Regions from separate parts of the Homo sapiens genome. Here regions 1, 2 and 3 are each linked to region 4. Evidence: chromatin contacts called from ENCODE Hi-C or POLR2A ChIA-PET data. All regions are on one chromosome and are shown on one strand. The core of a region is the stretch at or near the end of the contact, and the rest is flanking DNA. Distances in the headings are between cores, read along the strand shown. Region 1 overlaps ARSG (arylsulfatase G). Region 2 holds the start of ARSG (arylsulfatase G). Region 3 holds the start of AMZ2 (archaelysin family metallopeptidase 2). Region 4 holds the start of NOL11 (nucleolar protein 11).

Evidence for each region. Hi-C counts contacts between places; a loop is a spot of excess contacts on that map. ChIA-PET counts read pairs that join two places held with the same protein, here RNA polymerase II (POLR2A). Pooled maps may share reads with other maps.
Region 1: a pooled map shows a loop between it and region 4 (4-fold over the local background). The contact joins the enhancer-like site here to the promoter of NOL11 in region 4. A Hi-C loop is called at or near these places in 2 of 50 pooled maps. POLR2A ChIA-PET finds 5 or more read pairs at or near these places in 2 of 52 experiments (HEK293 and activated T-cell).
Region 2: a loop to region 4 is called in a map with no recorded cell type, with 11 times the contacts of the local background. The contact joins the promoter of ARSG here to the promoter of NOL11 in region 4. A Hi-C loop is called at or near these places in 4 of 37 single-sample maps with no recorded cell type and 8 of 50 pooled maps.
Region 3: a loop to region 4 is called in a map of CD4-positive, alpha-beta T cell, with 4 times the contacts of the local background. The contact joins the promoter of AMZ2 here to the promoter of NOL11 in region 4. A Hi-C loop is called at or near these places in 4 of 168 maps with a recorded cell type or tissue (B cell, CD4-positive, alpha-beta T cell, cardiac septum and 1 more), 3 of 37 single-sample maps with no recorded cell type and 14 of 50 pooled maps.

Annotation. Positions count from the first base shown.
Region 1 is chr17:68,373,077-68,380,514 of GRCh38, forward strand. All of the region lies in intron 8 of ARSG (arylsulfatase G), which reads left to right. Among named protein-coding and RNA genes, the nearest start is that of MIR635, 48 kb to the right of the region's middle. RefSeq lists an enhancer at 5,142-5,661. Within about 2 kb of position 5,720, at least 31 of the 41 ENCODE cell types and tissues checked have a DNase peak (open chromatin) inside an H3K27ac peak, as active enhancers do.
Region 2 is chr17:68,288,513-68,295,264 of GRCh38, forward strand. It overlaps ARSG (arylsulfatase G), which reads left to right and starts at 2,983. Exons shown (of 12, transcript NM_001267727.2): 1 at 2,983-3,056. It overlaps SLC16A6 (solute carrier family 16 member 6), which reads right to left and starts at 2,615. Exons shown (of 6, transcript NM_004694.5): 1 at 2,574-2,615. RefSeq lists silencers at 2,751-3,440, 2,807-2,981 and an enhancer at 3,841-4,070.
Region 3 is chr17:68,245,043-68,251,759 of GRCh38, forward strand. AMZ2 (archaelysin family metallopeptidase 2) reads left to right here and starts at 3,001. Exons shown (of 7, transcript NM_016627.5): 1 at 3,001-3,663; 2 at 5,146-5,428; 3 at 5,752-5,925; 4 at 6,008-6,136. The coding sequence starts at 5,146. RefSeq lists enhancers at 1,521-2,067, 2,068-2,613 and silencers at 2,828-3,127, 4,437-4,486.
Region 4 is chr17:67,711,897-67,719,185 of GRCh38, forward strand. It overlaps NOL11 (nucleolar protein 11), which reads left to right and starts at 6,040. Exons shown (of 18, transcript NM_015462.5): 1 at 6,040-6,192. The coding sequence starts at 6,052. LOC101928045 (a long non-coding RNA gene) reads right to left here and starts at 5,782. Exons shown (of 4, transcript NR_188294.1): 1 at 5,746-5,782. RefSeq lists enhancers at 5,951-6,030, 6,101-6,290, 7,213-7,289 and a silencer at 6,561-6,650.

The DNA of each region.
Region 1 (7,438 bases), core at 4,470-6,969, 660 kb after region 4:
TTGTTTTTGTATTTTTAGTAGAGACGGGGTTTCACCATGTTGGCCAGGTTGGTTTTGAATTCCTGACCTCAAGTGATCCACCTGCCTCGGCCTCCCAAAGTGCTGGGATTACAGGCATGAGCCACCGTGCCCGGCCATGATCATTTTTATTTTTCAATTTTTTTTTTTTTGAGATGGAGTTTCACTCTTGTTCCCTGGGCTGGAGTGCAATGGCATGATCTCGGCTCACTGCAACCTCCGCCTCCTGGGTTCAAGTGATTCTCCTGCCTCAGCCTTCCTAGTAGCTGTGATTACAGGCACCCACCACCACACCTGGCTGATTTTGTATTTTTAGTTGAGATGGGGTTTCTCCATGTTGGCCAGGCTGGTCTTGAACTCCTGACCTCAGGTGATCCACCCATCTTGGCCTTCCAAAGTGCTGGGATTACAGGCGTGAGCCACCATGCCTGGCCTACTTTTCAATTTTAACCTATTGTCCCTTGGATCAGATATCTTGAGAACTTTAGGAGCAAGTGGCTGCAGGACTGTGGCCATATCTTGTGTCTGGAAATTTGAGTCGGGGTCAGGAGAGCTGAGTACCACCTCCCACTAACCTTTTCAGTGACCAGATTATTTTATCTCTTGGAGTATTGGTGTTTCTCACTCTCACTCTCTCTCTCTCTATATATATGTATAGATCTTTTTGGTCCTCTTCAGTTCAAAAATGCTGTGATTTAGTTGTGATTTCTGGAGAGTTGGGTCAAAAGAAGATGCTAAGGAGGACTGGAGGTGGATGGGGGTGTGTCAAGAAACAGGAGCCAGCCAGGCGCGGTGGCTCACACCTGTAATCCCAGCACTTTGGGAGGCCGAGGCGGGCGGATCATGAGGTCAGGAGATCGAGACCATCCTGACTAACACGGTGAAACCCCGTCTCTACTAAAAATACAAAAAATTAGCCGGGCATGGTGGCGGGCACCTGTAGTCCCAGCTACTCGGGAGGCTGAGGCAGGAGAATGGTGTGAACCAGGGAGGCGGAGCTTGCAGTGAGCTGAGATCGCACCACTGGACTCCAGCCTGGGTGACAGAGCGAGACTCTGTCTCCAAAAAAAAAAAAAAAAAAGAAACAAGAGCCTAGAGAAATACAGCATAAATGGGAGTGGTTTGTTGCATTAGCTGATTACAATTCCTCCTTTCTGTACCTGGGACACTCTTGGGCCAGGCTGTCATCTTCAGTGTTCAGTTAGAAAGCCTGGAATAGCCTGGTGTCAGAAGCCCCAAGGCTAAAAGTCCAGAAGGTGCAGAAGGTGTGGAGACCATGGATGCAGGGGGAAGGATCTGTAAGTAAGTGGCTTCTCCGTGGGGAGAAGAATTTACCTACTGATCTCCTATCTGAGGACTTGCCTTATTGATCTCTTCTCTCTTTATGAGGCAGTTTTGAAATAGTGAGTCAGGCTTAAGGATGTGGACTGGGACCCCATTCTTCGAGGGAATGATGAGAAATACATTTACTAGCTGGCCAGGTGCAGTGGCTCATGCCTGTAGTCCTAGCACTTTGGGAGGCTGAGGCAAGAAGATAGCTTGAGGTCAGGAGTTCAAGACCAGTCTGGCCAACATGGTGAAACCCCGTCTCTATTAAAAATACAAAAATTAACCAGGTATGGTGGCGGGCACCTGTAATCCCAGCTACTCGGGAGGCTGAGGCAGGAGAATCACTTGAACCTGGGAGGTGGAGGAGGTTGCAGTGAGCTGAGATTGCACCACTGCACTCCAGCCTGGGCAACAGAGTGAGACTCAGAAAAAAAAAAAAAAGAAAAGAGAAAGAAAACAGAAAAATAAAAATAAATTTACTAGCTGGGCAACCACCATCTCTCCTTTCCTTCCTTCCTCCTGTAAGCATTCGTTGAGTGCCTACTGTTTTCTATTCCTCCTATTTGTTGAGCACCTACTGTGTGCCAGGAACTATGCTTAGTGCTGGTGCCACAAAGATCAACAAAGCCCCAGCCGCAAGGAATAATAGTCTAGAATAGTGTTTCTTTGATTTTAATATGCAGACAGTCCCCTGGGGATCTTGCTAACCTACAGTTCTGACCCAAGAGGGCTGGGTTGCTGATGGGAGTTTTGCATTTCTAAGGTTCTCCTAGGTGACGCTGATGTGGTTGGTCCAGGGACCAAACTTTGAGAACCACCAGTCCAGAACATCTACATCTAGACCATGAGTCTAGAATCATCTGAGTGTAGAACTTTCAACTTTAGACCAATGGTTATCAAAGTGTGGTCCCTAACCAGCATCATTAGCACCACCTGAGAAATTGTTAACAGTACAAATTTTAGGGCTTCACCCCGGGCCAAAAGAATCAGAAGCACTCAGGATGGGTCCCAGGAATCTGTGTTTAAACAAGTCCTTTGGGCGATAATGCAGGTTAAAATTTGAGAACTACCTGTCTAGAGCTACACAGTCTGGTATGTCAGGCACTAGCTACATATAGCTATTTAAATTAAAATTAATACAATTTAATTAAAATTCAATTCCTTGGTCACACCAGCCACACTTCCAGGGCTCAGTAGCCATATGTGGCTAGTGGCTACCATATTGGGTAGCAAATAGGCTTCCCTGGGGGTGATTTGTGTTTTGAAGAATGAGTAGGAGACAGCCAGGAATTGGCAGGAGAAGAGGCTCTGGGCGAGGGCAGCAGCCCGGGCAGGGGTGGGAACATCGGGGAGTAGGAGCCGCTCCCTAGAGCTGCCCCTGTGTCTGTGAGTCTGGAGTTTGTGGCGACCAAGGAGAATAGCGAGAGATGGGGCCAGCGTTCAACGATCTTTTCAGTTTGGCTTTTATTTTAAGGAAATGTGGAACCATGGGAAGATTTTAAGAGTGGGAGGGACATTATTTAATGTTAAATATGGAGGTGAAATTTACATCACATAAAATTAACATTTTAAGTTGTTCAGTTAAGTAGCACTTAGCACCTTCCCAATGTTGTGCAACGACCACATCTGTCTAGTTCCAAAACACTTTTATCACCTCAAAAGAAAACCCTATATCCTTTAATTAATTAATTAATTAATATTTTAGAGATACAGTCTTGCTCTGTCCCCCAGGCTGGAGTGCAATGGCGCGATCATAGCTCATTGCAGCCTCAAACTCCTGAGCTCAAGGGATTCCCCCCACCTCATTCTCCTGAGTACCTTGGACTACAGGAGTGTGCCACTGCGCCCCCTGCATTTTTTTTTTTTTTTCTGAGATAGGGTCTTGCTCTGTTGCCCAGGCTGGAGTGCAGTGGCATCATTACAGCTCACTGCAGCCTCAACCTCCTGGATTCAAGCAATCCTCCCACCTCAGCCTCCCAAGTAGCTGGGACCACAGGCATGCACCACCATACCCAACTAATTTTTCTTTACCTTTTAAAATTTTTTTTGTAGAGACGGGGTCTTGCTATGTTGCCCAGGCTGGTCTGAAACTCCTGGGCTCAAGCAATCTTCCCACCTTAGCCTCCCAAAATGTTGGGATTACAGGTGTGAGCCACTGCACCTGTCCTATGCCTAGCTTTTAAAATATATATATTTATTTTATTTAACCCCATATCCTTTAAACAGTTGCTCACCATTTCCCACTCCCCCTCCAGCATACTATTCAATTTTTTTTTAAAAGATCCCTCTTATATCAGGGGAGCTGAGAACAAGGAGAAGGGCAAGTACCAGCCTCATTTCCACTGATCCAAAATGACCAATGAGAGAAGCCAGTGACAAAATCTCCAGGAATATCCCCAAGTTCAAAGAACGCCAAAGTTGGAAAAGACCTCAGTCATCTTTTTTTTTTTTTTTGAGACAAAGTCTTGCTCTGTCGCCCAGGCTGGAGTGCAGAGGTGCGATCTCAGCTCACTGCAAACTCCACCTTCCAGGTTCAAGCGATTCTCCTGCTTCAGCCTCCTGAGTAGCTGGGATTACAGACGTGCACCACCACACCCGCCACCATGTCTGGTATTTTTAGTAGAGACGGGGTTTCACCATGTCGGCCAGGCTGGCCTTGAACTCCTGACCTCCAGTGATCTGCCCTCCTCAGCCTCCCAAAGTGCTGGGATTACAGGCGTGAGCCACCGTGCTTGGCCGACCTCAGCGATCTTTATTCCAACCACCTTATTGGACAAATGAGGAAACTGAGGCCAAGGAGAATGGAAGGCATCCCCGAGGCCAGCCAGCAATGGAGGGGTCCACATCCTCTGACCATCACTGGCTCATTCTCCAAGTCACGTGACTGCTCTCACGCACACCTTGTTATACTCGACTCCTCAGCCACCTGGAAAATCCTATCTTGCTCTTTGAACCTAGCAATTGTCAAGGAAAAGTCTTTAGCCCTTGCAACAGTCTGAATCTTTCTACATCGGTGGGAGGCAGAGAGGGTTTGGAGGCTCAGGCTGGGCTTGAATCTTGACTCAGCTCAGGGCTCAGCATCCTCTTCTCATTAGGTGGGGTTGTGGACCATTCTCCATGGACTGTTGGGAGAATCAGTGGGGGTACTGCCCAGGAGGCTCCCAGCCTTGCACCTGGCCTCTAATGATAACCCCCATTAGACTAAATTTCTTCATTCCTGGCTGAAACAACCTGGCGGAACCCCACCCATAGAAGCATTAGAAGGGGATTGGCAAACACCCTGAAAAAGATTCCCCCACAAAAGGATCAGGCAACTTAAATCGCATACAGATAACTTTAAAAGTGTTCAGGAACTCTTGGGAAACTTTGTTCTGAAGCTGAATTTCAGGCACCTCAAGATAACATTCTTTTTTGGGGCAAGGCCTTCCCAGTAACTCTGATGTGGGATCGGTGGGTGACAGCACTTGAATTCATGATCGGGCTGGGGCTGGATGCCATTGCCCTCTTTTCTTGGGAGTCTGAAAGTGAACTTTGCCTGAAAGGCTGCTGCCTGGGGGTAAATACTTCTTCTTCCTCAGTCTCCAAAGCGGCTTCCTGTCAACTAACTATTCCACAGCCTCCTTCTTCCTCTCTGCCTGGAATGCTGCTGGAGCTCTGGGAAGCCAGGCAGCGCCCTGCTCAGCAGGTGGCCATGTCCTGTGAGTCAAGGGGGCTGGGGTCCCTCTGGTCACCTGCTCCTCTTCACCCAGTTCCCCATCAGTGGGACATCTGCACGGCTCACTGTACAGGGGCCAGACTCAAGAGCAGATGAAAGAGAGAAGGCGGTCAATGTTTTCGCAACGGAGTAGGACAAACAGTACCCGGAGTCGTGCAACTTTCTCCCTGAAGCCAGGCTGCTGCGTCAGGCCACGTGCTGTCTTCCCCTGTTCTCAGGGCCCCCAGGCCCCCCTGCTTGTCTTCCCTTTCCTTTCCTGGCCGAGCCGCCCAGCTCAGCTGATGGGATGAGGCAGCGTCTCCTGGAGTCATCTTTTCACCCCGTGCGTGTGGACTGAGAATGCTCCACTTGGCTTGTGCCCTGCAGGGGTGAGGAGAAACGGAACTGGGGCGGGGGCAGAGCAAAGCAGCCCTGCCTTCTCCCGAAGAAGAAGGGCACGAGTCAGACACCCCTGCTGTCTCTGAGTCCACAGCCTGGTCCAGGAGGCCTGGCTCTCCCAGCAGCCGCCTTCCCTTCTCCATGCCAGATCTGTTTCCTACCCAGGACAGAACCAACACCTTGTTTTTCCCCTAACTGACTGCTCCTCTGTCTGGAAAATCTTTTCTCGTTTTATTTGAAGAGCAGAACTGTTCCTTCCTCCCCCTTGGTGATGAGGAAACATTCTGTTGAATTTGGCATCCAGGCTCCTAGGAGACCTTGGTTGTTTGTAATTTGATGCTATCAGGTTGTTGCATAACCTTTCCCGCTGGGAAGCAGTCTCTGCATCCTGGGCCTTCTGTCCAGTTTGGGGTCGGGGGTGGGGCGGGGAAAAGTCAGAGGTGCTGTGAGGTGACAGAGCAAGGGATAAGGGACTCTGGCTGTTGGCCCTGGCTGGGGACAGGGCCTGCTGATAGGGACCTAGAGGAAGTCAAACTGCGTCTCTTTCTGGGCCTTTGGCCACCAGGCTTGGTGGAATGTCCTCATCCCATACTCAGGGCCACCCCAGGCCAGCCGGAGTCCTGGGTCTGAATAGAGGCCAGGCCGCCCTGTGTTTCTAGAAAACGAGTACACTGTAGGCATCCTTGGCAAGGGGACATACTACACTTAGAAACAAAGCCTGCTTCTTTATTTTATTTTTGTAGAGACAGGGTCTCACTCTGTTGCCCTGGCTGCAGTGCAGTGGTCTGATCATGGCTCACTGCAGCCTTGACCTCCGGGGCTCAAGCAATCCTCCTGCTTCAGCCTCCCTAGTAGCTTAGTAGCTGGGACTGCAGGTGTGTGCCACCATGCCTGGAACACTACAATTTTTTTTTTTTTTTTTTTTTTTTTTTTTACAGAGATGGAGCAGAGGGGTCTTGCTTGTTGCCCAGGCTGGTTTCGAACTCCTGGCTTCAAGTGATCTTCCTTGCATCGGCCTCCCAGAGTGCTGGTGTTACAAGTGCGAGCCACTGCACTGGGCTGAAAGCCTGCTTCTTTAGAAGGTTATTAGAATGTGCACTCCTCAGAACAGGCACTCTACCCAGTCACAAATGCTAATGCCTTTGTGGGCCAGGCAGGTGATATAAAGGAACACATGTTTGTTTTTGTCAGTTATGGGCAGTGTTAGGAATTCAATATGCTGGAGAGAGGACCCTGTCGAATGACATTCAGCATTAGTTAAATGAAAAACACTAGGCATGCCCAACCAAACTGTCGGAGGTTGTGATCTCTGCTATTTTCTCCCTACAGGTAATTTGGTTGGCACTTCTCTGGCAGGCATTATGCAAAAGTACCTTGCTTGAAGCTTTATGTACACTGTCTTATATAACTGTTCCCACAGCCCTGTGAGATACGTACAACTGACCTTTGAGCGACACGGATTTGAACTGCATGGGTCCACGTAATACATGAATTTTCTTCTGCCACTGCCACCCCTGAGACAGCAAGACCAACCTCTCCTCTTCCTCCTCCTCTTCTTCCTTAGCCTACTCAACGTGAAGACAACGAGGATGAAGCCCTTTATGATGATCCACTTCCACTTAATGAATAGAAAATATATTTTGTCTTTCTTCCAATTTTCTTTTTCCTTCCTTCCTTCCTTCTACCTTCCTTCCTCCTTCCTTCCTTCCTTTCTCTCTTTCTTTCTTTCTTTACTCTTTTTTTTTTGGACAGTCTTGCTGTGTTGCCCAGGCTAGAGGGCAGTGATCTAATCAGAGCTCACTGCTGCCTCAACCTCCTGGGCTCAAGCGATCATCCCACCTCAGCCTCCCAAGTAACTTGGACTACCAGCTAGGACTCCCAAGTAGCTGGGACTACCACACTTAGCTAATTATTTATTTATTTATTTATTTAGTAGAGACACGGGTCTCACTATGTTGCCCAGTCTGGTCTCGGACTCCTGGGCACAAGCCATCCTCC
Region 2 (6,752 bases), core at 1,733-4,232, 570 kb after region 4:
AGGCGAGCTGAGTCATCCTGCCCATCAACCCCTGCTTTACGGATGATGGAATTTAGGCAAATCACTTCACTTCCCCATTTTCAATGTCAATGTAAAATCAAGGTAAATGTAAAAAAGGGAGTTGAACTAGACTCTGATGAGCTTAGATCTCTTCCTGCCCTAATAGTCTATACTTCTATGACAGCCTTTGACCGTCACTTGCTTTAATCCTTCTAAGCCCTTTGAAGGCAAGGCCGAAGAGTTGGTCTTCTTAAAGCTCTTAGGCCATATTTGTTAATTTCTGTGTACCATTAACTGGCTGCACAGTTATGGAAACCACAGAATCCTGAACTTCTAGAACTTCTATCATCTGTAAAGCATGGGTTGTCAGGGGAGTCTCTCAAGCCTTTTCCAACTTACAAAACTCGACAATTCTGAATGGGGGTTCCCGGCAGCCATCTTCCCTTCACCCTAGTGTTCTTCTGGAGGAAGTACAATGACACAATCCACGGGCAGTTTGGAGGATTTCCTAGTAGCATGTGGTTAAGTGTCCCCTTAAATAAATGAGTATTGGCCGGGTGCGGTAGCTCATGCCTATAATCCCAGCAATTAGGGAGGCCGAAGCAGGCAGATTACTTGAGCCCAGGAGTTTGAGACCAACCCGGGCAACATAGTGAGGCTGTGTCTCTACAAAAAAATTAAAAAATGAGGTGGGAGGATCGCTTGAGCCCGGGAGGTCGAGGCTGCAATGAGCAGAGATGACGCTACTGCACTCCCATGATGGGAGTGAGACCCTGCCTCTAAACAAATAAATAAGTAGGTATCTTGCCAAAGGCTTGGAAATCCGCTATCCTTGGGAGTTTCACTGTGATTTAATTTGTCGAGAGAAGATTTGGCCCGAGGGCATGAAAAAAATTGTATTATTGTAGACCATCAGAGTGTTATTCCAGGGTCAGCTAAGAGCAAGTTTCAAAACGCAGGCTCTGGATGGAAATGGGGTGGCTACTGTTGTAGGCAGACCTCGAGCAAAAGCACTGCGGATTTCTCTTCTTCTTAAAGGCGTAGCCCGGAGAACAGCTTTGACAAGTTGTTTCTGGCCCAAGTTGTCAAAACCAGTCTGTATTTGGCTAAAGTTCATCTGCATTCTCTATTTAAAAAAAATTTCCAAACCTAACCTGGATAGCTGCCTCACGATGTTGAATCACTGGCTACAACCGAGTCACCATTTTACAAGACTATGGTGTTGAAACCTGAGCCCCTAATTTAAGTGTCCTCCTCAGGAGTTCCACTGAGGAAAGTCCTTTTTCGGAAACCACAGAAGGAAAACTCAGGGTTAGTGGTACTCATTACACTGGAAGGAGCTTTTCCACTTGGCTGCATTGTTTATTTACACACTGTAAGTTCCTATTTTGGACACTCTTCCCTTAATTATGAGAAGAGGGGTTTCTATTATATCATCTGGCCGGATGTATTGTTGACCCCAAAAATGCCACATAACGGTGCTTGGGACATGGGGAGATGCATGGTTTAGAGATTTCAGCATAAGCACTTGGCATCTTTTTTACAAGCAAGACACCTATCTTACCATGATTTGCAAAAACAATCAGATCACTGAGAAATCTCATTCCCGGGGTAGAAACCATCTCCTGCGAGAAGGAGCTGGCACGGAGTGTCTAACCGTGCAAACAAAACCGGCTTCCAGGTTGACAAGTTGTAATTGCTCTTCCCCAGTTGGCTCCGGGGAGCTTTTTCTAAGACTGACGCCCCCCATGTTTGGTGACATTTTATATACGCCACCTAACAAACTTCTATGACCTGTCTTGCTAGGGTGGGGGGAATAAAAAGAAAAGACGACAACAACCTAGAAGGAAATAACCCATTTCCTCTGCAAAACCATCTTCCCTTGCTACGGAACTGCTTGGCGACACCAGCGCTTTCCTGCGGTTGGCAGCCCGGGAACCTTGAAGTTGCGCGGGACCGGCCGTCAGCCGCTGACAGTTCTGACAGTCCAGGTGGAGGACCCGCGCTCTGCCGGGAAATCCCCGGCTTCCCGCTGGGGACAAACGGTGGCCGCCGCAGGGAGTGCTGTGTTTGGGGGTCGGGGGAGGCAGGGAGCCCCACTTTCCCTCGCGCTGCCTCAGTGCCCGGCCTGCGTGCGCGCGCCAGCCTGGGGTAGGAAGGTACCTCTGACATTTCGCTCCTGCGACGCGCAGGCAACTTCATGCGGAAAATCCGCGGAGGGGCTGAGCCTGGAGCCCCCGACTCTTCCGACGTCCCGGAGCCCCCAACCCGGGGCAGGGGGCACTCAAAGGCCAGGCGTGCCTTTAGGTATCTTCCGGGACCCAACTGTACCAGGGTCACGGACATTCAACTCTCAGCTACCCACACCGGCGCGAGCGCGTCATCCCGGTGGCCCTGGGCATTCCTAACTGTCAGAGCGAATATTTTTGGGAATAACCTCTCCAAAATGTGAAGATGTTCAGTGGTCTCCTCCGCCTCCCATCACAAAAAAAGGCCCCAACACATATTTTTTAAAAAACAACCCACATCCCACAATCAAACTTTTAAACATGTAAAATAATAAACCAACTCACCAAGTTAGAAGGGAAGAGAATAAACCCCCAAAGGCTCCCAATAAGGCGGAGGCTTGGCCTCCCCCTCCTTATAAGCCGCTCGGTAACATGAGAAAAGGATTAACCCCTTAGGGGGCGGGCCCGACTCTAGCGCAAGTTGGCTCGGGCTGGTGAGGCCCGAGCGCCCGGGCCCTCCACCCACTCCCGCGACTCGGGCACCCGAGCCACACCCTCCCCCCGCCCCCCACCCCGGCCGCCTGCGACCCGGGCCGTGCGTGCTGCCGCCCGCGCCCCGGCCCCGCGTCGCTGCCTAGCTCTTATCCTATACCGGCTGCAGCCGGTCTCCGCCGGCCTCGGGGGCGCGCCGCCGCCGACCATGTGCTGCGAGCGCTGAGCGCAGCCAAGGAGGGGGCCTGCCTGGCGCGCGCGCGCCGTCCCACGTGGACCTGAGCCGCGCCGGTCGCGCGCCCGCCAGCCTGCCGCCTGGGCTGGGGGTCACGAAAGGTAACCGCGTCGCGGTCCGGGGCCGGGCCGCCCCCGCCAGCGCCGCCGGGGTCCTTGGCACAACGCCCCGATCTCCCAACCCGGGTGCGCCTCTGCGCGCGTGACCCGCCCAGACCCCGGAGCTTTGCTGCAACGCTAGTAGGAGCGCGAGCGTGCAGGGTGTTGGGGGTGCCTGCATCCTGTCTCGGAGCACCTCGGCCAGGCGCGAGCGCGCGGGTCCCCGTCCCCACCCCCGGGCGCCTTCCCGGCGCGCCCACCGCCCAGTCCCGCCCGCGCCCTGAGGATTTAGGGATTTAGCGGCGAGGGGGAACACGCGCGCGCCGGGGCTGATCCCGCGCGGCGCTCGCGGCTGCGGCGGCTTCGCGCCCGCCCCGGGCAGAACAGGTTCCTTCCAGTTTGGGTGTGAGCTGCGCGCGCGGCGCCTGAGTTCCTCCTGCAGCGCCCACTTCCCCCAGTTTCGTCAACTCGCGCACCCCCACAGTTCCCCTTCCGGCAGTGGGGAGGGAGTGTCGCAGTGGGCCCCAGGGAGCGAGCGGCCGGGCCGCTGCGGGTGCCTTGCTTCCCCCACTTTGCTGCACCGGCAGCAGCGGCAGCAACAGCATCCGCGTTGCGCGAAAGGAATGTGAGCAGCCGGGCTGAGTCAGCATCCCCGGCCCGGGGCGCGCGCGCACCCTCCAGGCAGTGGCGGCGTCGGCACAGGTGCATGGCTCCCATACCCGCGGGGAGCCCTCTGTAAGGGACCTGGAGGTTTAGACAGTCCGTGCCCCTCATCCCGTAGTCCCCGACCCCAAGGTCACCGTGAACTAAGCGGATGATGCACGCGAAATCTCAGGAGCTCCTCATGGGGACAAAGCATGTGTCAGATCCTAGACATTTCAGAGCCTGCGGGGGCGCAAACTTAGCTTCTTGGTCTCTACCTCACATCCCGAGGGCAAATTTGGAAACTGCTCGGAAGCAAAGGCCATGTTATTTGCATTCGTATGCAGACTTTGGCGCCGGCTGCTGCCTTCATTGGGGTTCGGAGAATGTGGTTCTGATGTCAGAAACTCAAGAGAGCCTAGTTTGGGAGTGCATGCACGGAGGGTCGCCACCGGGAGGAGTCGGCGATCTGAATTTTAATAAAAATCCTTCCTTGCTCGCTGAGTTCTCTCACCATTTTGGGATAGGCTCTCCTGAGTTAAATGCCATCCTTTGCCGTTGACAAGTTCTGGTTGTGTAAGTGGGGAGAAGATTCGTTGGTACAGGGTGCCTTGTATGGCCAGTAGTGTACAGCCAAGGGGCCGCTGAGCAGCTTTGCAACCTTGTAGGCGTAATTTAACCTCGTAGAGCGTTAATTTCTCCAGATCTGTAAAATGGGGATGGAGGTGGTATTCCCAGAATTGGAGGGTTTAATTTATGGTACTTGTAAAGTGCGGATCGCAGTGACTGGCATTTGGTAAGGCCTCAGTACCCATTAGCTCTTGCTGCTGTTACGATTTATGCTTTACCAAGGCCAATTAATTGCTGACTCCAACACACTCCCTGTGAGAGAGAGCCCTTTTTTGAGTTGTTCTTCAAAGGATCCATATATAATGATATTTAGAAACTGATTTGAACACTTCATGCTAATGCAGGGCTGCCTGTAAGATAATCTTTGATATTTAGGATCTTACACTTTAATACTTAGGACCTGTTACTGTACTCTATATGGAAATATCATGTGCAATATGACAGCATATTCTGTATGTCTTAGGAACCTAAAGGTGCAGCCAGCCATTTATACCTGAGTGACTCGAAGCAAGTCACATAAAATCTCTGTACTTCAGTCTCTTGATTTAAAAAATGACTCAAATTATACCTAAATCCTCAGGAGTGAATGAATGATTGGAAAAATCACATCTGAATGTTTGAGCAAGTGAAACCTGGCTTTTGGGGAGCATGATTCTAATAATAATAATAATAATAATAATAGATTTTTGTTACTAATGTGTTACTATTCTTATATTTTATTAATATTAATCTTTTTTAAATGTTTGCTTTGTCCTCAACACTGCATTAAGTGCCATACATGTAATGCAATGTTAACCGCATCAGTAACCTTCTGTAGTTGACACTCATTATTCCCATTTTACAGATGAGGAAAGTGGAGGCACTGAGCACTGGAGGGATTGACCTAAGGTTACACCATGTTTATAGATACACACTAGCACTTTTTACCACTAGAGCTCATCCAAAGATGACATTTGCCATCTGTGTTTGAATAATGGAGAGGTAGCTGGAAACCCAACCTACGCACAGCCTTGCTAGTCACAAAAAAGTCACGCAACATGACTTTTGCCCACCCTAGTTAGAGGCTGGCTTCACCTTGTTCCCTCAATCCTAGTGAGACCAAGCGTGAAAACCCCTGCTTTTTTAACTTCTCCAGAGAAAGCACTGCATTGCCATGCTAATCAACGCCCCCTTGCCCCCAAACAAAACTAACTCTGTTTAGTTCTAAATAAGAACAAAAGAACCTTTGGAGTCTGGAGTACAGGACCAGAAAAATCAGGAAATCAAGTGAAGGGCTCAGCTCCCCTCTTAGCCTCTCCTGTTGTGTCTGCCTGATCCCAAGTGGCAGGCAGAGCCCCCTCTCGGCTTTCCTTTACAGTGGGCAAGACCATCATGATGCCCTTAAGAAGACCCCCAACATCTTCTTGGGGAAAAAGTTGGCTCTTCAGAGCTGTCCCCAAGGCTCCCTCTTTTAGCCCTCTTGCATAGGGTCATTTGCATGAGAACAGATTCCTTTGTGTAAAGTTGGCCTGCCTGTTCTCTGTCCACGTTTATAGTCCTTCAAGTCTTCGTGTTGGGTTGCTAGGCAGATATGACCCTGGCTTGCAAATAAGCTCACTGCATTTACCAGCCTGTGAGAACTTCAACTTGGGTAAGTAGACTGAAAGGAATCTGGTCTGGACCTCTGGGAAGAGGGTCCCGCAAGCCTGCTTTTGGGGGCTGACTCTTCAGGGCAGCCATCAAAGGGGGAGAATATGTGAAGGGGGCTTCCATGGGAGGCTTCGATGGCCCACCCACCCTTCCATTCTTCCTCTTCCAGTCTCTGTTCCACCCACCATGCTCCCACCCAGGGGCTTGTGTTCTGGGCAAGTGACTTGTATGCCACTGAAGCAATTTCTTGCTTTAAAACTTTAATATCTGCTTCTCCAATTGGCCAGGAACTTCACACACTCTGCCATCTAGCAACAGTGAACCGATGGTACAGGTAGTTCTGCTAGGTTTATTTTGTGATTTGGGTTCCTCCCCCGCAGCACCCCGCCAAATTTCACAGTTTGTAGGAAGGCAGGGCCCTTCAAACTGGGAAACACACACTTCTGGGAGAATTTAAAGATTTGCCAAGGGGTTCTGAGGCACAGATAGTGATGACGATGATAATAATAATACTACAGAGTTGTGTGCATGGCTTAGTACAGTTGCTAAGTTAACTGAATTAACACGTGCAAGGGGCTTAGCACTGGGATTGGCTCATGGTCAGGTTCCCTAACTCTTGGCTGCGACTCTTTCAACCTGTGAGTCCTGGGGGATTGAGGAGGATGGCGATCAGGGAAGCCTTCAACTGGCAGAGAGGACCTTGGGAGAACTGGCAAGGGGTGCTGAGCCAAGGGAGAGGTGAACAGCATGAGAAGAAGGTAGGAGGTAGGTGAGGCCATTCTGTATTTGGGGACAGTG
Region 3 (6,717 bases), core at 1,751-4,250, 530 kb after region 4:
TTCTCCAACCTTGGGCCACTGGCATATACACTCATTTTAAATATCAGAACTTGTAGTGCTCTTTGAAATGCAGACAGACTATGGTTCATTCTGCAACTGCATATTAGTTAACAGGCAAAAATACCTTAGTAAGAGAAAGTGTCTTTTCCTTCTAATGTAAAAAAAAAAAAAAACCTAACCCCCCCGAAGCACTAAGGTGTTTATTTGTTTATTTTTTTGAACAGGGTCTCACTCTGTTGCCCAGGCTGAAGTGCTGTGAATCACAGCTGACTGCAGCCTCGATCTCCTAGGCTCAACCCATCCTCCCACCTCTGCCTCCCAAGTAGCTGAGACTACAGGCATGTGTCACTACACCTGGCTTTTTTTTTTTCTTTTTTCTTTTTTTTTAGAGATGGGGTCTCCCTATGTTGACCAGGCTGGTCTGGAAGTCCTAGGCTCAAGTGATTCTCCTTTCTCCTGTCTCAGCCTCCCAAAGTGCTGGGATCATAGGCATGAGACACCATGCCTGGTCAGTTATTTAAGAAAATAAATATTAGACCATGCAGAAATAATGCTATCCTAAAATTTGTGAGCAAGTACAAAGTTCATGATTTAGAAATTTAAACAGTTTAAACGCAAAATGAAGTTCTTTTTAATGAATACCAAAAAACTGACTGAAAATCTAGTGAATACCTTTTATGCTTCAGACACCTCGTATAGAGAGTCTTTACCCTCAAGCATCTCGCAGTTGAGTAAGGGTGACATGTAAGAAATAGGTTACAATCATTGTGACAAGGACAACTGCAGTATTATTATGTACACACAAGGCAATGAACAGGCAGAAGTAAAGTTTTGTCATGAGGCAGGATGAGGCTATAGAAGAGGTGACAACTAAGCTAAAGAAGCCACTCAGGATGTCAGAAGACAGCTGTTCAGTCAAAAACAGGCACAGTATCCAAAGGAACTCATTTGATCCCTAAAATTCTGTTAAGATGTGCTGTAGGTGGGGCGCGGTGGCTCACGCCTGTAATCCCTGCACTTTGGGAGGCCGAAGTAGGTGGATCACCTGAGGTCAGGAGTTCAAGACCAGCCTGGCCAACATGGTGAAACCCCGTCTCTACTAAAAATACAAAAATTGGCTAACATGACGAAACCCTGTCTCTACTAAAAATACAAAAAAAAAAAAAAAAAAAAAAATTAGCCGGGCGTGGTGGTGTGTGCCTGTAGTCCCAGCTACTCTGTAGACTGAGGCACGAGAATCGCTTGAACCCAGGAAGCATAAGTTGCAGTGAGCCGAGATCGCACCACTGCACTCCAGTCTGGATGACAGAGCGAGACTTCGTGTCAAGTAATAATAATAAAAAAAGATGTGCTGTAATTGTCTCCGTTTTACAAAAGAGGTCAAGTAGTTGACACAGGTCCCACGCTAGTGAGGGTTTTGGGATTCAAGCACAGACCACCTTCGCCCCTATGCTACACCACCTCAGGCTGTCGGGAGATAGGCGCCCAGTCAAAAGGCACATGGAAGAAAGCCCACGACTTCTCAAGCATTGAAGCAGGAGTGGCGCATCGGTATTCTCAACTTCAAACTTTGAGAACAGTCATGGTAGGAATGCATTTTATTCAAGAATGGGTTCAGGTGAGGGTGGATATGGGCACTGGGTTCAAAGGACAAATTTGGAGAATTCATGATCCAGGAGAGTGAACAAATAAGGAAGGGCTAAAGAGATCCTCGAAGTTGAAAGGTTCAGAGTTAATGTCCTCTAAGGAGAGCCAACAAGGGGTTACAAATGCTGAAGTCATCAAGAAAATGTGCCTGTCTTTCCTTGAGACTGGGAAGGAGAATTAGGATGACGAAAATCCAGAGGATGGTAAAATAGCTTGACTTCAAAATAACAGGCCGGGCGCCGTGGCTCACGCCTGTAATTCCAGCACTGTGGGAGACCGGGGTGCGGGGGGGTGGATCACCTGAGCGCAGGAGTTCGAGACCAGCCTGGGTAACAGGGTGAAAACCCGTATTAAAAAAAAAAAAGCCGGGCGCGGTGGCCCACGCCTGTAATCCCAGCACTTTGGGAGGCCAAGGCGGGCGGATCACTTGAGGTCAGGAGTTCGAGACCAGCCTGGCCAACATGGTGAAACCCCATCTCTACTAAAAATAACAAAAATTAGCCGGACGTGATAGCGGGCACCTGTAGTTCCAGCTACTGGGGAGGCTGAGGCGGGAAAATCGCTTGAACCCAGGAGGCAAAGGTTGCACTGAGCCCAGACTGTCCCACTGCACTCCAGCCTGGGCAACAGAGCAAGACTCCGTCTCCAAAAAAAAAAAAAAAAAAAAAAAAGCAAGAAAAAGAAAGAGAATGGCGAGGCCCAGAGAGACCGAAAGTCCCACCAGAGGGTACAGAGCTAGCTCAGCCCTAATGCCGGCCCCGCGGTGCCTTTCCGAGCTCACGGCCTCCCCTCAGCATCCGGGTTTCGGCCTCGGAGCGCCAGGGACGCCACGAGGACGCGCCCCACACTTGCGCTTCTGGGTTCCAGCCCCCGCGGCCCCCAACAAATAAAGAAGGGAAAGTGCTGAGGGTGACGGCCCCGGGGAGCGCTGCGGCTCTACGTCAACCTGCGGCGGCCGCCGACTCATTTGGGGCCACGCTGGTTGCATTCGTCACGCCGGCGATGCCTCTCAAACCCGCGGCCTGCCGAGGACGTTCCCACACGGGAGACCCCAGCGACGCGGGCGCATCTGTGGCTCTCGAGAACCGGGCCGCGGAGCCGCCGCGAGCGCAAGCGAGGAATCGGCGACTGCGGGGGTGGACAGCTGGGGCTTGTAGTCCCCTCGCTACCCTCTATTCTGGAAGAGGCGGGTCGCGGCCGCTGAACTCCAGCTCTGCGCCTGCCCAGGCGGCCGCACGCTCAGGGGCGTGGCATGGGTGGGTCGTGAGTTGGGCGGGGCCCACAGGGCGTGCGCGACGCAGCGGCGCGGCGCGTGGCGTAAGGGGCGTGGCGCCAGTGGGCGTGGCGTGGCGCAGTGCGAAGGGACGCGGTGCGCATGCGCGTGAGGGCTGCCGCGGGTGGGTGGTATCGAGGCCTGTCGGGTCAGGGCGGTTCGCGGGTGCTGTCAGAGCTGGGCCGGGGCCCCTAGGCAGGGTAGCCGGGTCGTAGAGGCGGGGGCCGGTCGCGGTCGGTGGAGCGGGATGAGGATGTAGGAGGGGCGGACGTGGCGGAAGCCGCGGGGTCCGCGGGGTCGGTGCCTCTAGGGAGCCAGGGAGGCCTTTCCCGAGGCTCCTGGGGAAGAAGAGGCGAAGCGAGAGTCCCTGGGGAACCCCCACTCCACTCCCAGCTGGAGACTGGGTTGTGTCTGCATGGACCAGAGCCCACAGTGCGAGTTGCTATAGGCAACCAGCCAGGGTGGCCAGCTCCTTCCCGTTTGCCCGTGATGTTCTGGTTTTGGGACCAAAGCATCCTAGGCCTCCAGCCCACTGCAGTGACCGAATTCTGCGCCCCCTGCCCATCTTCTCCCGCAGCTTCCCTAGATTAGGCTTGGGAGGCAAGAGGAGGCCTCCTGACCTTTCACACTGCCTTTTTAATATTAAGATGAAGTCACACTCCACAACTTTCTTCCAGCCAGGCCCAGACATGTCCGTCCTTGTAAGTTAAAAGCTTCCATGGGAGCCTTCCTTCCTAATCAAGGTAGGTAGACTACAGGAAGGTACATCTTGTTTTATATTTTGTCCTGTAGAAGTCAGATTTCAGCCCAGTTGTGTAGGAGTGAGGATGAGCCTATGCTTATATCAGAGCTTTGAGTACAGAGACATTTGGTCTGGAATTTTAGTCAGCCTCTTCAACCCCAGAATTTATAGGTTCAATCAGAACAGACATTAGCTTAAGTTTTCCCATCAATCGTCTATCATTAAACTGGCAAAATCTAAATAATTAGAAAATATGACAAAGATGATCCAGACAGAGATGTTCAACTTTTTCCTTAATTCAAAAAGCCTCGTGGTGGAACATCGGACCCATTCAAGAGGAAGGATGAAAGCTCTATATAGGAACACGATGTGAATGGAAGAAACCTGTCATTGTGAGGCTGGCTTTTGATTAGTCATCTGATGTCTTCCCTAATGTGACATGACTTTGAGGCCATAAACTTCAGTGGCTAAGCTGTAGTTTCTCAGCCTGCAGTTAAATTGCAGAAATGATAGGGCTTACATTAGTTTTGTTTTTATTTGATGTTGAAGATCTTTGAGTCACATTAGAAACGATGAGTATTTTTCATGTGGCACTGATGAGTTAATTCATATTATTATTTTTTGAGACAGAGTCTCTATTGCCCAGGCTGGACTGCAGTGGCACGATCACGGCCCACTGCAGCCTCGACCTCCTGGGCTCAGATGATCCTCCCATCTTAGCCTGCCAAGTAGCTGGGACTACAAGTGCACATCACCACATCCGGCTAATTTTTTTGTAGATATGGGGTTTTGCCATGATGTCGAAGCTGATTTCAGACTCCTAGGCTCAAGTAATCCTTCTGCCTTGGCCTCCCAAAGTGCTGGGATTATAAGCGTGAGCCACTGTGCCAGGCCAATATTATTCCCCAAAAGAAGGAAGTTGGGTGTGAGGTCCTGCTCCTGTGGTCACCGTGAGGTTTTTTTTTTTTGTTTTGGACTCTTGCCCAGGCTGGAGTGCAGTGGCACAGTCATGGCTCACTGCAGCCTCAAGCTCCTGGGCTCAAGTGATTCTCCTGTCTCAGCCTCCCTGGTAGCTAGGACCACAGATGTGCACAACTATGCCCAGGGAATTTTTAAATTTTTTGTAGAGACAGGGTCTCACCATGTTGCCTGAGCTGTTCTCAAACTCCTGGCCTCAAGCAATCCTCCTATCCCAAAGTGCTGAAATTACAGGCATGAGCCACCACACCTGGCCACCACTAGTTTTTGTAATGGGAGCAGGTTCCATATGAGATGGAGGAATGGATTTCATGATTGTCTTTTTAATTTCTTAGATCTCCAAGAAATTGGACATGAGGAAACCACTCTAAGTGTGACCACTCTAAAGCATTAGCAATCAGTCATTTCACTCTAGGGAGAAATCAGAGCTGAAATATAGAGGATAGGTAAAGTCCCCAATGTAGATATGTATTTTTATATTTGATTACTTGCTTTTTTTTGTTAGATGCAAATAATACGGCACTCCGAACAGACACTAAAAACAGCTCTCATCTCAAAGAACCCAGTGCTTGTATCACAGTATGAGAAATTAAATGCTGGGGAACAACGTTTAATGAATGAAGCCTTCCAGCCAGCCAGTGATCTCTTTGGACCCATTACCTTGCATTCTCCATCAGATTGGATCACCTCCCACCCTGAGGCTCCCCAAGACTTTGAACAGTTCTTCAGTGATCCTTACAGAAAGACACCCTCTCCAAACAAACGCAGCATTTATATACAGTCCATTGGTAAATACTGGTAATGTGCTGGTTTTGGTTCAGTTTTGCAGTGGCGCTCTTGTCAGGAATAGTCCAGGCTATGGGTCTGATTCAGATGGGCCGTTTTAGGATCGTTTTTGATATTCATTGCGGCGGTACAAGTTTTGTAGCCAAACTGACTTAAAAGATAACATTTTGTTTCTTTTTGTTTCATAGCAACACCAATGAATGATAAAGGTTATTGAAAATTTAGAGTTGGTTTTGTTTCTAATTTGAATCTTCTTACTCATAGACTGGGTAAACACTGAATAATCATCTTAAAGTCTGTTTTTAAATGTTCTTCCATATTGTAGGCTCTCTAGGAAACACCAGAATTATCAGTGAAGAATATATTAAATGGCTCACGGGCTACTGTAAAGCATATTTCTATGGCTTGAGAGTAAAACTCCTAGAACCAGTTCCTGTTTCTGTAACAAGATGTTCCTTTAGAGTCAATGAGAACACACACAACCTACAAATTCATGCAGGTGAATTACACGACTTTGCAATTCGAACTGAGTATATGTATATAATATACACTCATACATTTATGTATTTCTTTTTAAATAGGGGACATCCTGAAGTTCTTGAAAAAGAAGAAACCTGAAGATGCCTTCTGTGTTGTGGGAATAACAATGATTGATCTTTACCCAAGAGACTCGTGGAATTTTGTCTTTGGACAGGCCTCTTTGACAGATGGTATTCCGTTTTTGGCATTGTTGTTAGAAGCTTCTTCAGCTTGAGAATATTTGAAGATGTTAGAAGAGGGAAAAAATTCCAACCAAGAATCATATTGATATTTAAAATATTTTCAGTTGAGACATTATGCCATAATGGGAAGTGTGCTGTTGGTAGATTGTGATAATCTAGGTTCTGGTTGGCCACTCACTACCTACAGGACCTTAAAGGTAACAATACCCACATCATGGAGTCATTTGGAGATAATTTACATAAAAGTGCCTGTACATAAAAAGTGTGGATAAGCCTGGACAACATAGACCACATGTCTACAAAAAAATAAAAATTTAAAAAACTAAATTAGCTGGGCATGGTGGCACATACCTGTAGTCCTAGCTACGCAGGAGGCTGAGGTGAGAGGATTGCTTGAGCCCAGGAGGTTGAGGCTGCAGTGAGCCATGATCGAGCCACTGCACTCCAGCCTGGGCAATAAAGTGAGACCGTGTCTCAAAAAAAAAATGTATATATAGGCCTGGCATATATATAGGCATACAGCATAACAGCTAGTAAATGTCAGTAATTCAGTAGCAAGGTGAATTAAA
Region 4 (7,289 bases), core at 4,790-7,289:
CTGGGCATCCCGTATTCTACTTGGCAACCCTATTTGTAGGTCAAGGTAAGGATTTGATTTTGCTCATATCCTGAGAATAAGGTATTAAAGGGTTTTAAGCAGGGAGTGGAATAATCGGATTTGAATTTTAATAGATCATACTGGCTACAGATTGGAAGAAGGCAACAAAGAAGCAGGGAGACCAGGAAGCAATTATTGCGGTCCAAGAAAGAGATGGGACTGGGAATGGGGGCGGGGCCAGTGGAGAAGGAGAGAGGTAGACAGGTTGAGCTATATTTAGAAGATAAAATCCACAGTACTTGGCAACCTACTCCAGTCCCACTGCTTTATATTCCTATCATGTGCCAATGATACCTCAATCTATATCACCCGCCTGGGCTCTGCCAGGAACTCCAGCATCATATGGGATACAGCTTATTTGGCATCTCACTTAACACAGCCAAAATAGAAATTTGGGTATGGCTTCTCCAAACAACCCTTGCAAATGTGCTACTCCCCTGCCTAGACTTCCCCATTTCAGTAGGGAACACCCCAATCCACCTGGTCACTCAAGGTAAATGTGCAGAACATGCCTTTGATTCCTCCCTCCCTCTCACCATCACACTCAACCCATCTGCCACCCTGTCAACTCTCCCTCCAAATCACATCCTGAATTGATCCACTTTTCCCTATCTCCGCTATCACCACCTACCACAAGCCACTATCTCTTGTATCCTCAAAATTGGTATTTCTGCTTCTGCTTTTTATCCCCTATGAGCTATTCTCTGCTTGAGAGCCAGCGTGATCCTTTCAAAACAGAAATCAGACCTTAGCTTAAAACTTTTTTTTTTTTTTTTTTTTTTTTTTTTTAGGCCAGGCGCAGTGGCTCACGCCTGTAATCCCATTACTTTGGGAGGCTGAGGCAGGGAGATCACGAGGTCAGGAGATCAAGACCATCCTGGCCAACATGGTCTTGATCTCCTGACCTCGTGCTCATGGTCTACTAAAAATGCAAAAATTAGCTGGGTGTGGTGGCAGATGCCTGTAATCCCAGCTCCTTGGGAGGCTGAGGCAGGAGACTCGCTTGAACCTGGGAGGCGGAGGTTGCAGTGAGCCGAGATCGCGCCACTGCGCTCCAGCCTGGGTGACGGAGCAAGGCTCCATCTCAAAAAAACCAAACAAACAAACATAAAATAACAATTGTTAGTGAGGATATGGAGAAACTGGAACCCTTGTGTACTTCTGACGGAAATGTAAAATTGTGCAGCTGCTGTGCAAAACAGCATGGTGTTTCCTCAAAAAATTAAAAACAGAATCACTGTGTGATCCAGCTATTCTACTTCTGGTTATATAGCAAAAAAAAACAAAGCACGATCTCAAGGGGATATTTGTATACCCATGTTCATAGCAGCGTTATTCACAATAGCCAAGAGGAAGCAATCCAACTGTCCATGAATGGAAGAATGGAGGAGCAAAATGTGGTATATCCATTCAACGGAATATTAGTCAGTCTTTAAAAGGAAGGAAATTCTGACACATGCTACAACAGGATGAACCTTGAAGATGTTGTGCTAAGTGAAATAAGCCAGACATAAAAGGACAAATATTTAATGATTCCATTTATCTGAGCTATGGTATTTAAATTCAGAGAGACAGAAAGTAGAATAGTGATTACCAGGGGCTGCAGAAGGGGGAATGGAGAGTTATTGTTTAATGGGTTCAGTCTGGGAAGATGAAAATGTTCCAGAGATGAATGGTGTGGTTGCAACACAGTGTGAATGTACTTCATGCCATAGAACTGCACACTTAAAAATGGTTAAAAGGCCGGGTCTGGTGACTCACGCCTGTAATCCCAGCACTTGGAGAGACCCAGGTGGGTGGATCACTTGAGGTCAGGGGTTCGAGACCATCCTGGCCAATATGGCAAAACCCTGTCTCTAGTAAAAATACAAAAATTAGCTGGACGTGGTGGCGGGCACCTGTAATCCCAGCTACTCGGGAGGCTGAGGCACAAGAATTGCTTGAACCTGGGAGGAGGAGGTTGCAGTGAGCCGAGATAGTGCCATTGCACTGCAGCCTGGGTGGCAGAGTGAGACTCAGTCTCAAAAAAAAAAAGAAGGTTAAGAGCCTGGTGCCGTGGCTCACGCTTGTAATCCCAGCTACTGGGAAGGCCAAGGCAGGAGGATCACTTGAGCCCAGGAGTTCAAGACCAGCCTGGACAACGTGGCAAGACCCTGTCTCTTTAAAAAAAAAAAAAACAAAAAAACAAACAAACAAAAAAAACAGGCCAGGTGCGGCGGCTCATGCCTGTAATCCCAGGTGTGGAAGTCTTTGGGAGGCCGAGGCGGGCGGATCACGAGGTCAGGAGATCGAGACTATCCTGGCCAACATGGTGAAACCCGTGTCTTTACTAAAAATACAAAAAACAAAACAAAACAAAAGTTGCTAAAAAGGTTAAAATGGCAATTTTATGTTACGTACATTTTAGCACAATAAAAAAATTTAAAATATACTCATTGGGTTTTGGCACCACCGGGAGGGCGCTAACATTAGGTTGAAATGTATGCCCCAAAGGATGACAAAGATCTTAGATTCTTCCTCTCTCTCTCTGATTTTTGCTGGGCAGAAAACTTCTTCAGGGGCATATGCCTAAATTCTGGTAATATTGTTCAATTATTTGCTATGGTCTGAACATTTACCGCAAAGGTTTTTTGAGTTTCTGAAACCGAAAAACATATCTTAGAGTATCTCAGATCTTATTTAAGAATCACCACAACTTTCAAATAATATAGAGATTTGGTGGCATACAAATATCTACCATTCACTTTCTTTGCTGAATGGTCCTTCTACGAATATTCCTTTGATGAAGCACTTACTGTACCCCATTCATGCAATGTACACGTCACCAGCTGTCAACCTTCCATGACAAATTTCTAATGGGTAACATCCTCCCTTTTGAATGTGAGCAGGCTTCCCTTCCTACCCATTATATATTTAGACTCATTCATTGTATATTTATCATCTGATTCTATTCTAGGAATTGAATGTGAGAGGCAATATCTTCCCCCAGTCTTCACAGCTAGGCAGCCAAGCAGCATAAACATGACAAACAATCCAGAGAGAACATCCACAACACACAGTAAAATGCACAGGGTCACAGCTGCCTTTGAAGACCAGCCTTAAATGTCTCTAACCAGTGAGGGATAGCCAGACCCTCTTCTTGCTCATTGACCTTGATGGATGCACATTGGAAGTGGAACGCCTCCTGACCCGTTCCTAGCTTAGGCTTGGTTGCAGAAGACTCCTAGTTCCCTTATTATAGCTGGTGTCCTTTCCAGAAAGGATTGTAATCTCCTTTAATAGTTTACCAAACTTAGACTCAAATTTACAGACGAATATGCAAGCACAGTTCCAGCTTTCTCAACCAGGAAGTCTTACTTTCCCTTAATGGATCAAGTCCACGTTCTATTTATTATCCTAGCTTGCAACGTTAAGTGTGACTTATTCAACAAACGTGTATTAAGCTCTTTGTATGGATCACAGACAATTGCTGGTGCCATGAATACGAAAATGTGAAGTGGCCGGGCGCGGTGGCTCAGGCCTGTAATCCCAGCACTTTGGGAGGCTGAGGCGGGTGGATCACCTGAGGTCAGGAGTTCGAGACCAACCTGGCCAACATGGTGAAACCCCGTCTCTACTAAAAATACAAAAATTAGCCAGGTGTGGGGTGGGTGCCTCTAATCCCAGCTACTCGGGAGGCTGAGACAGGAGAATCGCTTGAACCCGGGGGGCAGAGGTTGCAGGTTGCAGAGAGCCGAGATTGTGCCATTGCACTCCAGCCTTCGTGACAAGAGTGAACCTCTGTCTCAAAAAAGAAAAAAAAAGGCTGGGCGCAGTGGCTCACGCCTGTAATCCCAGCACTTTGGGAGGCCGAGGCGGGCGAATCACGAGGTCAGGGGATCGAGACCATCCTGGCTAACAAGGTGAAACCCTGTCTCTACTAAAAATACAAACAAGTCAGCCGGGCATGGTGGCGGGCGCCTGTAGTCCCAGCTCAGGAGGCTGAGGCAGGGGAATGGCGTGAACCCGGGGCGCAGAGCTTGCAGTGAGCCGAGATTGCGCCACTGCACTCCAGCCTGGGCTACAGTGCAAGACTCCGCCTCAAAAAAGAAAAAAGAAAGAAAGAAAGAAAAGCCTTGCTACTGATGGTGCCCTCATCACCTCTCACCTGGTAACTACAATAACTGCGATAGACTTCTAGGGAATCTCCCTGTTGGTGCCCCAGGCGCACTTGCTACTGAGAATGCTCTTAGTTAACTGCATGATCGCTCCCTCCCCTAGTTAACTGCATGATCGCTCCCTCCCCTCCTTCATGCCATCCTCAAAAGATACCCTTGGGCCAGGCACTGTGGCTCTGTAATCCCAGCACTCTAGGAGGCCAAGGGGGGAGGGTCATTTCAGCCCAGGAATTCAAGGTCAGCTTGGGCAATACGGTGAAACCCCATCTTTACAAAAAATACAAAAATTAGCCGGGCATGGTGGTGCATGTCTGTAGTCCCAGGTACTCGGGAGGCTGAGGTGGGAGGATAGCTTAAATCCGGGAAGCAGAGATTGCAGTGAGTTGAGACTGCGTCACTCCAGCCTGGGCGACAGAGCAAGACCCTGTCTCAAAAAAAAAAAAAAAAAAAAAAAGACATCCTCTCAAGGAGGCCTGTGGTCATCCTAGTGAAAATTTCACATACACAGACCACTCCTTCCTCCCCCACACACCCACGCTTTATCTCTCCCTTCTGAGTTTAATGTTTTTCTTCTTACCACCTATCACAAAGTAAGTTATGAAGCATAATAATAAACTATATCCTCTTGATCTCACAACCCAGCCTAAAAATTAAAAGATTATCAGAGTTCAAGATCACCTTGGGCAACAAAGCAAGACTCCATGTCTGCAAAAAATACAAAAATTAGCCGGGCGTGGTGATGGATGCCTGTAGTCCCAGTTATTCGGGAGGCTGAAGCAGGAGGATTGCTTTATTTAGCCCAAGAGTTAGAGGCTGCAGTGAGCCATGATAATGCCACTACTTTTGAACAACAAAAGACCTATTAGCATTATAAAAATAGACTGCATTTGATTCCTTCACAGTAGCTGGATATTCTCCTTTTGCCCATGTCGTCATGTTGGGGCAATGAGAAACAACACACATGGCGATCTGGTGGATGCTTAAATCTAAACTGAGGCACTTTGTCACACTGGGTACATTTGTTTAGTAATTGCCTATTAAATGGTTTCTCCCTAAGAACATCACAATTTATCTTTACTTATTTATTTAACATTATTGATTGAATCTGCCATGCTTATCTGAGAAACATACATTTCTCCCGGAAATAAAAACCTTGCCAAAAATCACACAGGGGACCTTCAACTTCACCTTCATCAAACTAGTCTGAATTTCCTGTAAGCTGAGGAGAGATTTTCCCCACTGGGGCTCAGAGAAGGGGAGTCAGAGAACTCAGAAGGCCTGAAAGACTGAAAAGACTGGAGATCTCTAGAGGGTTCCAAGAAACTTGGGGGGAATTAAGCATTTCACGTAGGAACAGCACGTTATTGGGAGTTTACCTACAGAGATAAATATTTTTTCTTTGGCAGATCGTTCCACAAGGCCATGGATGGAATTCCTAGGGAGTTCCCTTGCAATTAAAAAAAAAAAAATCTAGCTTATTTATATTCGACCACTCCCTAGACCCATCTACAGTCTCTCAAGTCCCCACCTAGAACAGCACGCAGCCGATTCAGGACCCAGTAAGCAGCACTTCCGCGCCTACCCTATCCCTTCCTGGAGCACATCCGGGACTCGGCGAGGCGTGGTCTCGGGAGGCGGAGTCTGACGCAAGCCGGCCCAGCCCACCTGGCTAAATTCACAGTCGCGCTCGCTCCTTCCGCCCGCCAGAGGTCGCAGGCTGCGAGAGCAGGTTCCTGGTTTGGCAAGCACTCGCCCCCTCAGGCCCGTTCATTCTCGCGAGAGAAAGCGCGAGGCCTGCCGGGAGTGAGCGCGGCCGTACTTAGGTTTGCTCAAAATGGCAGCGCTGGAGGAAGAATTCACGTTGTCTTCGGTAGTCCTGAGCGCCGGGCCTGAAGGACTCCTAGGCGTGGAGCAGAGCGACAAAACAGACCAGTTTCTAGTGACAGACAGCGGCAGGACAGTCATCCTCTATAAGGTGAAGGCAATAGGTTTGGGAGCGCCCCGACTGCCTTCTCGCCCCTTTCTGAGCGCGGAGCTCGAGCTCAAGTTTCTCACAGCTTCAGAAAGAGATCGTGGAGAAGGCTTAGCAGAGAGCCGGCTGGGCCTGTTGGGGACGCTGAGTGAGGTCTGGAATCTGGCTTGCTTGCCTTCCTGTAAAGGCATATTTCCGACTTGCAGGGGCAGAGCGTCTGAGTGCACGTGGGTTAGACTCGGAAAAGAAAGAAAACCTGTGCTTTTGCTTCGGAACTCGCGGAATTGGCCTTGCTAAGATTCCCTCCTAGGGTCTTTATTATCTTAGCCGCCCGCGGGAGGATGGAACGGAGATTGGTTGGGCGGGAGAGGATGACACTGACAGAGTGGGAATAGTGGTTTAGCCGTGTCTACACTTCACACCCCTCTCTTTGTAGGGGCGGGGACAATTTTAGAGAGTGAGGGACTTTCTTGATAGCTCGCTAAGAATCTTGCCTCCAAGTGAGTTGTCTGTTGGCATCTCTGATTCACGCTGGGAATCCTGGAGTTGAGTCCTGGGAAAATCTGCAAGCCCTGCCCCCATTTCAGCCTAAAGCCTGATAGAGAACACTTTCTAACCTTGCTTTTGGTGGTCGCATAGAAAGCAGTTACTTTTCTCTGGGCTGCTGAACATAGTTTTCCATGTTTTAAAGAAGTTAGGTATCTGCTTTGACGTTTTGAGAACAGGTTGCTAACAGCTCCCTGTGCCGTTTTGACTCTGCTAACTCTATTGGGTTTCACTTGGGATGTCAAGTAGATTTGCAGTTTTGCAGCTCCTGCATAGGAATACAATGGCAGATTGGAATTGGATAGACATGATCCCAGATGTCCCTACTTAATTTCCCATGCCGCTGTTCAGAGGCATAACTTCCCATGCAGAGGCATAATATAATCAATTTTTAAATGTACTATTGTTTTTTTAACAAAGGGTTGCTTATTTACTTATTTAGGAACTTAGTTATATTTTCATTTTAACTACCCTTTTAGAGGTTTGGCCGGACGCGGTGGTTCACGCCTGTAATCCCAGAACTTCGGGAGGCCCAGGTGGGTGGATCACTTGAG